Linked DNA regions of Homo sapiens: region 2 is linked to region 1. Evidence: read pairs that join two places in POLR2A ChIA-PET (ENCODE). Cell type or tissue: PC-3. All regions are shown on one strand. Each heading gives the region's core, and the rest is flanking DNA. Links, peaks and the distances in the headings are about the cores only. Region 1 overlaps PRDM4 (PR/SET domain 4). Region 2 has its middle 31 kb from the start of NUAK1.

Region 1 (4,394 bases), core at 221-4,220:
TGTGGTATATCCATATTACAGATTATTCAGCTCTAAAAAGAAATGAAGTACAAATACATGCTACAACATGGATGAGACAGAACAGTATTATGCGAAGAGAAAGAAACTAGATCCAGAAGGCCAAGTATCGCATGATTCCATTTATATGAAATATCTGGAAAAGGCAAATCCATAGAGACAGAAAGTAGATTAGTGGTTGCTGAGAATACGCGGAAGGAGGGAATGGGAAGTGACTAATGGTTATGAAGTTTCTTTACCGGGTGACTAAAATGTTTTGGAAGGAGACAGTGGTGGTGGTTGCACAGCCTTGTAAATACACCAAAAAAACCACTAAATTGCACGTTTAAAATGTATACATAAATTATATCTCATTATAAACCACACACACTTAGAAGAGGTTCCATTTGCCCTCTTAAGAAAAAAATCAATAAGCTTATTTAGGCCACCTCCTACCTTCTGCTAAATTAGCCTTATATTCATTACATTCTTCGATTAAAACATTTTAAAACTCTAAATTTGAGACTTTAAAAGGTTAAAACTAGTCTCTCCATGGGCTGGATTTTGTGGCACAGAATGGTTCTGGGCTTCCTCCTATTTTTGATGCTCCCGTTGAGTCTATTTGGAAGCTCCTCTTCTGCTATATCTTGATATCCCTAGCCCTCTTCTCAGTCCACACTCTTACTAGATGATTTCATTCCACTTCTACAGCCACAAATAACATCTTAATGTTGATGATTCTTAAATATTTCCAGACAGATCTCTCTCAGGTCCACACACAACTTTTCATTAGACATCTCTACTGGGTGTCTTACAGACACTGAAATCAACATGTCTAAAACTTGACTCATCGTCACTCCTCCCAAAATAATAAAAATCAAAATCATATCCTCCTCTGCCTTTCACTACTACCCTACCTACTTAGTTTCTGTTTGCTTTTTTTTTTTTTTTTTTCCTGAGACAGGGTTTCACTATGCTGCCCAGGCTGATCTTGAACTCCTGGTCTCAAATGATCTTTCTGCCTCAGCCTCCCAAAGTGCTGGGATTACAGGTGTGAGCCAACACATGGCCTTCTCTACTTACCTAGTTTCTATCTACCTAGTTTCAGAAGCCAGAAACCAGGGTTTTCTCCTTAATGCTTCCCTCCTCCAACTTTATCCAATCGATAAGCTCAACTGGGTTCTCTGCAAATGTCCTCCACTCTTCTGCATCCTAATTACCTCTACTCTAGATTGGTGAGAATCATCACCTTTCCCATAAATTATGATATCTTCCACACCTCCTTGCCTCTTAACAAATTTATTCTCACATTGCAGCAAAGCCCTACCCCAACCCTCACTCCCTAAAACTCTTGACCGGTCTTAAAAGAGCCTTTGTGTTCTGGCTCCTACTTCTCCTCTCACCACATGACCCCTCTCTTCACCCTCATTTTATGCTTCAGCAATTCTGAAACACTCATGATTCTTTTGGTTCTAGGCACTTACAGGTGCCAGCTCCTGTCTTCCTGACTCTCAACTGCCCACATCTTTCTTGTCCTTAAGGTCTGTGCTAACATGTATGTTACTTCCCTTGGTTAAATCTTCCCCGACCCTTCCATGGCCTGGCTAGTTGCTCCCCTTCAGGCTACTTTAGTACCAATGCACTTCACCCCATCGTCACACTTATTATTATCCTATATTGTAACAGTCTCCTATGCTTCCTACCAGACTGTAAGCTCCTTAAAGGTATGTACACATACTGTCTCTTGGTAGATCGTTCTATCCCTAGCATCTAGCAGAGGCTGCCACATAGTAAGCACTAAAAAGCCCAGCATGATGGCTCACACCTGTAATCCTAGCACTCTGGGAGGCTGAAGCAGGAAGATTGCTTGAGTCGAGTTCAAGACCAGCCAAGGCAACACAGTGAGACCCCCATCTCTACAAAAAATTTAAAAATTAGCCAGGTGTGGTGGTACACACTTGGGGTCCCAGTTGCTCGGGAGGCTAAAGTGGGAGGATCACTTGAGCCCAGGAGGTCGAGGCTACAGTGAGCCGTGATCGCACCACTGCACCCTAGCCTGGGCGACAGAGAAACCCTATCAATAAATTAAAATAAGCACTCAACATGTTTCCTGCATGAATGAAACACAGTGACACCAGTAAATCAACTGTTTTTATATTGTTTTTTGTTGTTGTTGCCCAATAAGAAAAACTTTTACACGCCCAAGAATAATAATTTATATGCACTCTGAGCAAAGAAAAAAATTGGTTTATATCCACCTACATTTTTCCATGGGGTTATAAAAGTGACTGAATAATTTTCACAAGGCATGTCACAAACAGCTTTACTAGAATTTACCCCTATAACTCTCTATTTGTGAAACCTTGGGAAATACCTTAACTATTACTGGGCTAAACTTACCTTTTTTAAAAAAATATTGTATTATCACTATGATTGTTTTTTAGAGACAGGGTCTCACTTTGTTGCCCAGGCCGGAGTGCAGTACTATTCACAGGTGTGATCGCAGCATACTATAGCCTGAAACTCCCGGGCTCAAGCAACCCTCTTCCTCAGCCTCCAGAATAGCTGGGACTATTCACAGGTGGGATCACAGAACACTATAGCCTGAAACTCCTGGGCTCAAGCAACCTCCTGCCTCTGCCTCCAGAATAGCTGGGACTACAGGCACACACTACCGCATGTGCTAAGCTTATCTGCAAAATACAAAAATGACTACTTCACATTTCATTTCTTCAGGAGGATGCTCTAAGAACCAACTAAATGTATGTATATCATTTGGCTTACTTGAAGAAAAGGCACCACATTAATATAAAGGACAATACCAAGGCAAAGAAAAGTTCCAAGGTCTAGTTGCTTTCTATACTCCCTTAATGCCAAACTTTACGACTTAACTTGTTAGGGATGGTGGCCCTTTTTACAAATATTTCCAAAAAAGAAAGGCTAAACACACTCACAAATTGTAAACAAGGTTGCCATGTTCTCCTTGTTTGAATTGGAGTCTTCCATTTGCAGTGAAGGTGATACAAAAGAAAGACTGTCTGAAGATACATCTACATGACCTGTCCCCATAGCAACCTCCTGGGTGATGGAGGAGACAGCCACAGGTTCTAGGCTGAGGCCAACTTCATGGAGGGAAACAGATTCTAGGGAGGCAAGGTTGTGTGAGGTAGAGAGTGCCACGCTTACAGAGTTGGTGCTCATGGCCACAGTGTGAATGGAGTCACTGAGGGCACTGTCAGACATGCCATTGACCCGACTTGCAATGTGGTCTGTCTCCATGACCACAGGGAGCTCCAGGCCATTCCCATGCATGGGTATCACACCACCATGTCCTACAGCGTCTGCTGCAAGGTTGTTGCTCACAGAATCCACAGACAGAGGTTCATGACTTCTGGAGCCATTTGGGATTTGGGAATGCTCGCCTGCAACACCGTCCATCGTAAGCTCCTCTGCCATTCCATCTGTCGAAATTGGGCTGGTAACCCTAGAAACGTTCTCCATAGTGATTGCTGTGTCCAAGGCCACCTCATGGCCATCACTGGGATGAAGACTTTGGGCACCATGTGTGTTCACAGAGCGAGAGTCTATTGAAACAATGCCTGGTTCTAATCCAACATTTCCATTGGACTGATAGGGATCTAGTGCTGAAGGGTTATTGGTGATAGATAATGCTGTATTACCATCAACATTTATAGAGTTAGGGTGGATGTACTGTGGAGGTGGTCTGTCAGCTAAATAAGATAAAATGCCTGAGAAAAGGAAAAGATGAGATATCAGAGACTTTTAGTACATTATTAAAGAATTCCAAGCACTAGACGCTATTTCCTTACAAACATAACTAAGTTCAAATAATCTCCTGCTTCTTTAATTTAATCGATACACACTATTTTATAAATAGCAACATACATATACCGTAATTGAGTTTTTCCTGTAAAACTCGAAAATCCTAAAAAAGTTAACTATGTTCCTTTGAAGCTAACTGGGAATCACTAACGAAAACACTGCTTTTAATATACATATGGTTGCAATTCCTGAGTCCTAAGGTGTAAAATTTGCTCTCCTAATTATTAAAAGGTAAAATGATTTAAAAACAGATCTTCCATGTGAAAAATAAAACTTAATTAAATATAATTTAATATAATTAAACTATCATAACACAAACTATTTAATACAAGTCACAATTGTACCTGTTTTATTAAAACAAAAAAAAATTAACACTTGTGCTTGGGAGGATATGGTGAAATGATACTTACTAAACTGCCAGAGGGAATGTAAACTGCTAAAACTTCTTTGTGAAGCATATATATTAGGAGCCTCAAAAATGTTAATACCCTCTTGCACAAGAAATTCCACTTAAGGTACTCTTCTCTAAATCCATTTTGTAAATATTATACATA
Region 2 (4,394 bases), core at 275-4,274, 1.6 Mb before region 1:
TGCTACCAAAACAGATACATAGACCAATGGAACAGAAGAGAGGCCTCAGAAATAACACCATACATCTACAACCATATGATCTTTGACAAACCTGACAAAAACAAGCAATGGGGAAAGGATTCCCTATTTAATAAATGGTGCTGGGAAAACTGGCTAGCCATATGCAGAAAACAGAAACTGAACCTCTTCCTTACACCTTTTACAAAAAATAACTCAAGATGAATTAAAGACTGAAACTTAAAACCTAAAACCATAAAAACCCTAGAAGAAAACCTGGGCAATACCATTCAGGACATAGGCACGGGCAAAGACTTCGTGACTGAAATACCAAAAGCAATTGCAACAAAAGCCAAAATCGACAAGTGAGATCTAATCAAACTAATGAGTTTCTGCACAGCAAGAGAAACTATCATCAGAGTGAACAGGCAACCTACAGAATGGGAGAAAATTTTTGCCATCTATCCATCTGACAAAGGTCTAATATCCAGAATCTACAAGGAACTTAAACAAATTTACAAGAAAAATACAACCCCATCAAAAAGTGGACAAAGGATATGAACAAACACTTCTCAAAAGAAGACATTTATGTGGCCAACAAACGTATGAAAAAAAGCTCATCATCACTGGTCATTAGATAAATGCAAGTCAAAACCACAATGAGATACCATCTCACGCTCGTGAGAATGGTGATCATCAAAAAGTCAGGAAACAACAGATGCTAGAGAGGGTGTGGAGAAATAGGAACGCTTTTACACTGTTGGTGGGAGTGTAAATGAGTTCAATCATTGTGGAGGACAGTGTGGTGATTCCTCAAGGATCTAGAAGCAGAAATACCATTTGACCCAGTAATCCCATTACTGGGTATATACCCAAAGGATTATAAATCATTTCACTATAAAGACACATCAACATGTATGTTTATTGTGGCACTATTCACAATAGCAAAGACTTGGAACCAACCCAAATGCCCATCAATGATAGACTAGATAAAGAAAATGTGGCATATATACACCATGGAATACTATGCAGCCATAAAAAAGGATTAGTTCATGTCCTTTGCAGGGACATGACTGAAGCTGGAAACCACCATTCTCAGCAAACTAACACAGGAACAGAAAACCAAACACCACATGTCCTCACTCATAAGTGGGAGTTGAACAATGAGAACACATGGACACAGGGAGGGGAACGTCACACACCGGGGCCTGTGGGGGAGTTGGGGGAAGGGGAGGGAGAACATTAGGACAAATACCTAATGTATGCTGGGCTGAACACGTAGATGACAAGTTGACGGGTGCAGCAAACCACCATGGCACATGTAAACCTATGTAATAAACCTGCACGTTCTGCACATGTATCCCAGAACTTAAAGTTAAAAAAAAAAAAGAAAGAATTGTTGGCAGAATTGTTGGCAGGTGTCATGGGAGCGGTGTCAAGTTGGCAGGAGTTGCCCATGGAACTGGAGAAACTCACTAGAGCAGATGAAGAAGTGACCCAATCTGGACGACGGGAATTCATGGGAATGAACAGAAGCCCTGCATGGGTGACTATGTCACTAGAGGCGGGCACCTGGTAAAGTCCCAGGCTAGGCCTCTGCGTTTCTAAGCAGAACTAGGAGCAGGCGTTGCCTGGGAACCCCGCCTTATGTTATCGAATCCTGAGTGTTTTGGACTAGTCTCGTGAAGGCAGGCATTCAAGGATATTTGGTCGGATCATCCGACGGCACTAAACCTTTTTTTTCCAAGTGGACCAGGTAGTTCACTAAAGTCGCCGTGATGTCGTCCTGGCTTGGGAGCCTCGGCTCCAGATGGGGCCAGTCTCTGGGTCAAGTCGGGGGCAGCCTGGCTTCCCTCACTGGCCAGATTTCAAACTTTACAAAGGTTATGCTGATGGAGGGCTCAGAGGAAGTGGAAGCAGAATTACCTGATTCCAGGACAAAGGAAATTGAAGCCATTCATTCAATCTTGAGATCAGAGAATGAAAGGCTTAAGAAACTTTGTACAGATCTAGAAGTGAAATATGAAGCATCAGAGCTTCAAATAAACCAGCATTCTACAATGCTGTTTATTAATGCTTTTTAACGTTTAAAAAGCATTCTACAATGCTTTTTGTTGAAGTTGAAATCAACTTCAACAAAAAGAGGTAGAAATCAGACATCTTAAAGCCAGACAGATTGCCTCCAGGATCAGTTGCTGAAACTGCGGTCAGCTGCTCAGTCAGTACCTTCAGCAGCTGGCGATGTACCAGCAACCACTGCAGCTTCATTCATTTATGTGATTAGTCATCATTCTTCAGCTTTCCATGATGATGACATGGACTTTGAGGACACAATTTTGTCCCAACAAGAAATAAACCGACTCTTAAATGAAGTTTCAAGGCTTGAGTCTGAAGTTGGCTATTGGAGGCATATTGCTTAGACTTTGAAAGCATGAGGAACACATAGCTCTGCCCAAAGTAAAACATGCAAACTACAAAATATCATTAAGGAACTGAAACAGAACCAAAGTCAGGAAATTGATGACCATCAACATGAAATATCAGTACTGCACAATGCACATCAACAGAAATAAGTCAACGACATCGAGAAGAATTAAGTGACTATGAAGAACGAACTGAAGAACTCAAAAATCTGTTACAATAAGGTAGCTCTGGAGTTACAGAAATTGATCACTCTAAAGTCTATGAGATGCAAAAAAACTATTCAACTTCTACAAACAGAAAAAGTGGAGTCTACCAAAAAAATTGAGGAACTTGAGGATAAAATAAAAGATATAAATAAAAAATTATCTTCTGCAGAAAATGGTAGAGATATTTTGAGGAGAGAACAAGAACAGCTAAATGTGGAAAAGAAACAGCTTTTAAATGCAGTTAAATCAGTGCAGGAGAAGACAGTTGTATTTCAACAGGAGAGACCAAGTCATGTTGGCCCTGAAACAAAAACAAATGGAAAACACTGCCCTACAGAGAGAGGTTCAATGTTTACGTGACTAAGAATTTCAGTCAAACCAGAAGCTAGAGAGACTGCGTAATCATCTTTTAGAATCAGAAGGTTCTTATACCAGTGAAGCTTTGGCCTCAGAACATAGAGAGGCTAAACTAAGAAAGAAAGTCACAGTATTGGAGGAAAAGCTAGTTTCATCCTCTAATGCAATGGAAAATGCAAGTCATCAAGCCAGTGTGCAGGTAGAGTCATTGCAAGAACAATTGAATGTAGTCTCCAAGCAAAGGGATGAAACTGCGCTGCTTTCTGCCTCTCAGCAACAAGTAAAGCAGTATGCTCTGTCACTGGCCAACCTGCAGATGGTACTACAGCATTTCCAAAAAGAGGAAAAATCTATGTATTCTGCTGAACTACAAAAGCAAAAACAGCTTATAGCTGAATGGAAGAAAAAGGCAGAAAGTTTGGAAAGAAAAGTGATATCATTACAGGAACGTTTGGATGAAGCAGATGCTGCATTGGATTCAGCATCAAGACTTACAGAACAGTTAGATCTAAAAGAAGAACAAATTGAAGAACTTAAAAAACAAAATGAGTTCCAACAAGAAATGCTGGATGATGTACAAAAGAAATTGGTGAACTTAGCAAACAGCCTAGAAGGAAAAGTGGACAAAGTCCTAATGAGAAACCTCTTCATCAGTCATTTCCACATGCCAAAAAATCAGCGTCACGAAGTGTTACGGTTGATGGGCAGCATCCTGGGGGTCAGAAGGGAGGAGATGGAGCAGCTGTTTCATGACAATCAGGGCAGTGTTACCAGGTGGATGACTGGGTGGCTTGGAAGAGGATCAAAAAGTGTTCCCAACACACCTTTGAGACCAAATCAGCAATCTGTGCTTAATAGTTCTTTTTCAGAATGTTTTGTTAAATTTCTAGAAACAGAATCTCATTCATCTGTTCCACCACCAAAGCTTTCTGTTCATGATATGAAACCTCTAGAATCACCAGGAAGGAGAAAACTAGACACAAATGCACCAGAAAGTTTTAAAGATACAGCAGAATCCAGGTCAGGTAGAAGACGAGAGGTAAATTCGGTTTTGGCTCCTCGCTCGGCAGCTGTACCTCTTATTAACCCAGCTGGACTTGGACCTGGTGGGCCCCAGCATCTTCTTTTGAAACCCATCTCAGATGTTTGGCCCACATTTACACCTTTGCCAGTGTTACCTGACAACAGCGCTGGAGTTGTGTTGAAAGACCTTGGAAAACAATAGATGATTCTCAAGCCAGAGACAATCTAGCACTTTAAAGAAACCATGAACACTATATGTACTTTATCACAAAGTGGCCTTTTAGAAAACGTCACGTATTTATTTGTAGTTAATGCTTTCTCTGAATTTAATAAAAATATTCCTAATGCTTTTAGAAATTGCAGGTGTCAAGAGGAAGTGTTTGCTAT

Evidence for each region. ChIA-PET counts read pairs that join two places held together with the same protein. Peaks named below come from ENCODE experiments on the same cell type or tissue, not always from the same donor. Only the 100,000 strongest peaks of a DNase experiment are listed, where the experiment ranks them.
Region 2: POLR2A ChIA-PET joins it to region 1 with 5 read pairs; 1 of 35 experiments calls an interaction of 5 or more read pairs at or near these places.

The regions. Positions count from the first base shown.
Region 1 is chr12:107,748,464-107,752,857 of GRCh38, forward strand. It overlaps PRDM4 (PR/SET domain 4), which reads right to left. Exons shown (of 12, transcript NM_012406.4): 5 at 2,952-3,746. The region is part of intron 3 of PRDM4-AS1 (PRDM4 antisense RNA 1); the gene reads left to right. Among named protein-coding and RNA genes, the nearest start is that of PRDM4, 10 kb to the right of the region's middle. In PC-3, for the core only: no CTCF peak of the experiment used is centred there; a DNase peak (open chromatin) is centred at 238; H3K4me3 peaks cover 1,082 bases; H3K27ac peaks cover 1,558 bases.
Region 2 is chr12:106,168,229-106,172,622 of GRCh38, forward strand. It overlaps the pseudogene LOC341378. Among named protein-coding and RNA genes, the nearest start is that of NUAK1, 31 kb to the left of the region's middle. In PC-3, for the core only: no CTCF peak of the experiment used is centred there; a DNase peak (open chromatin) is centred at 2,243; H3K27me3 peaks cover 1,357 bases.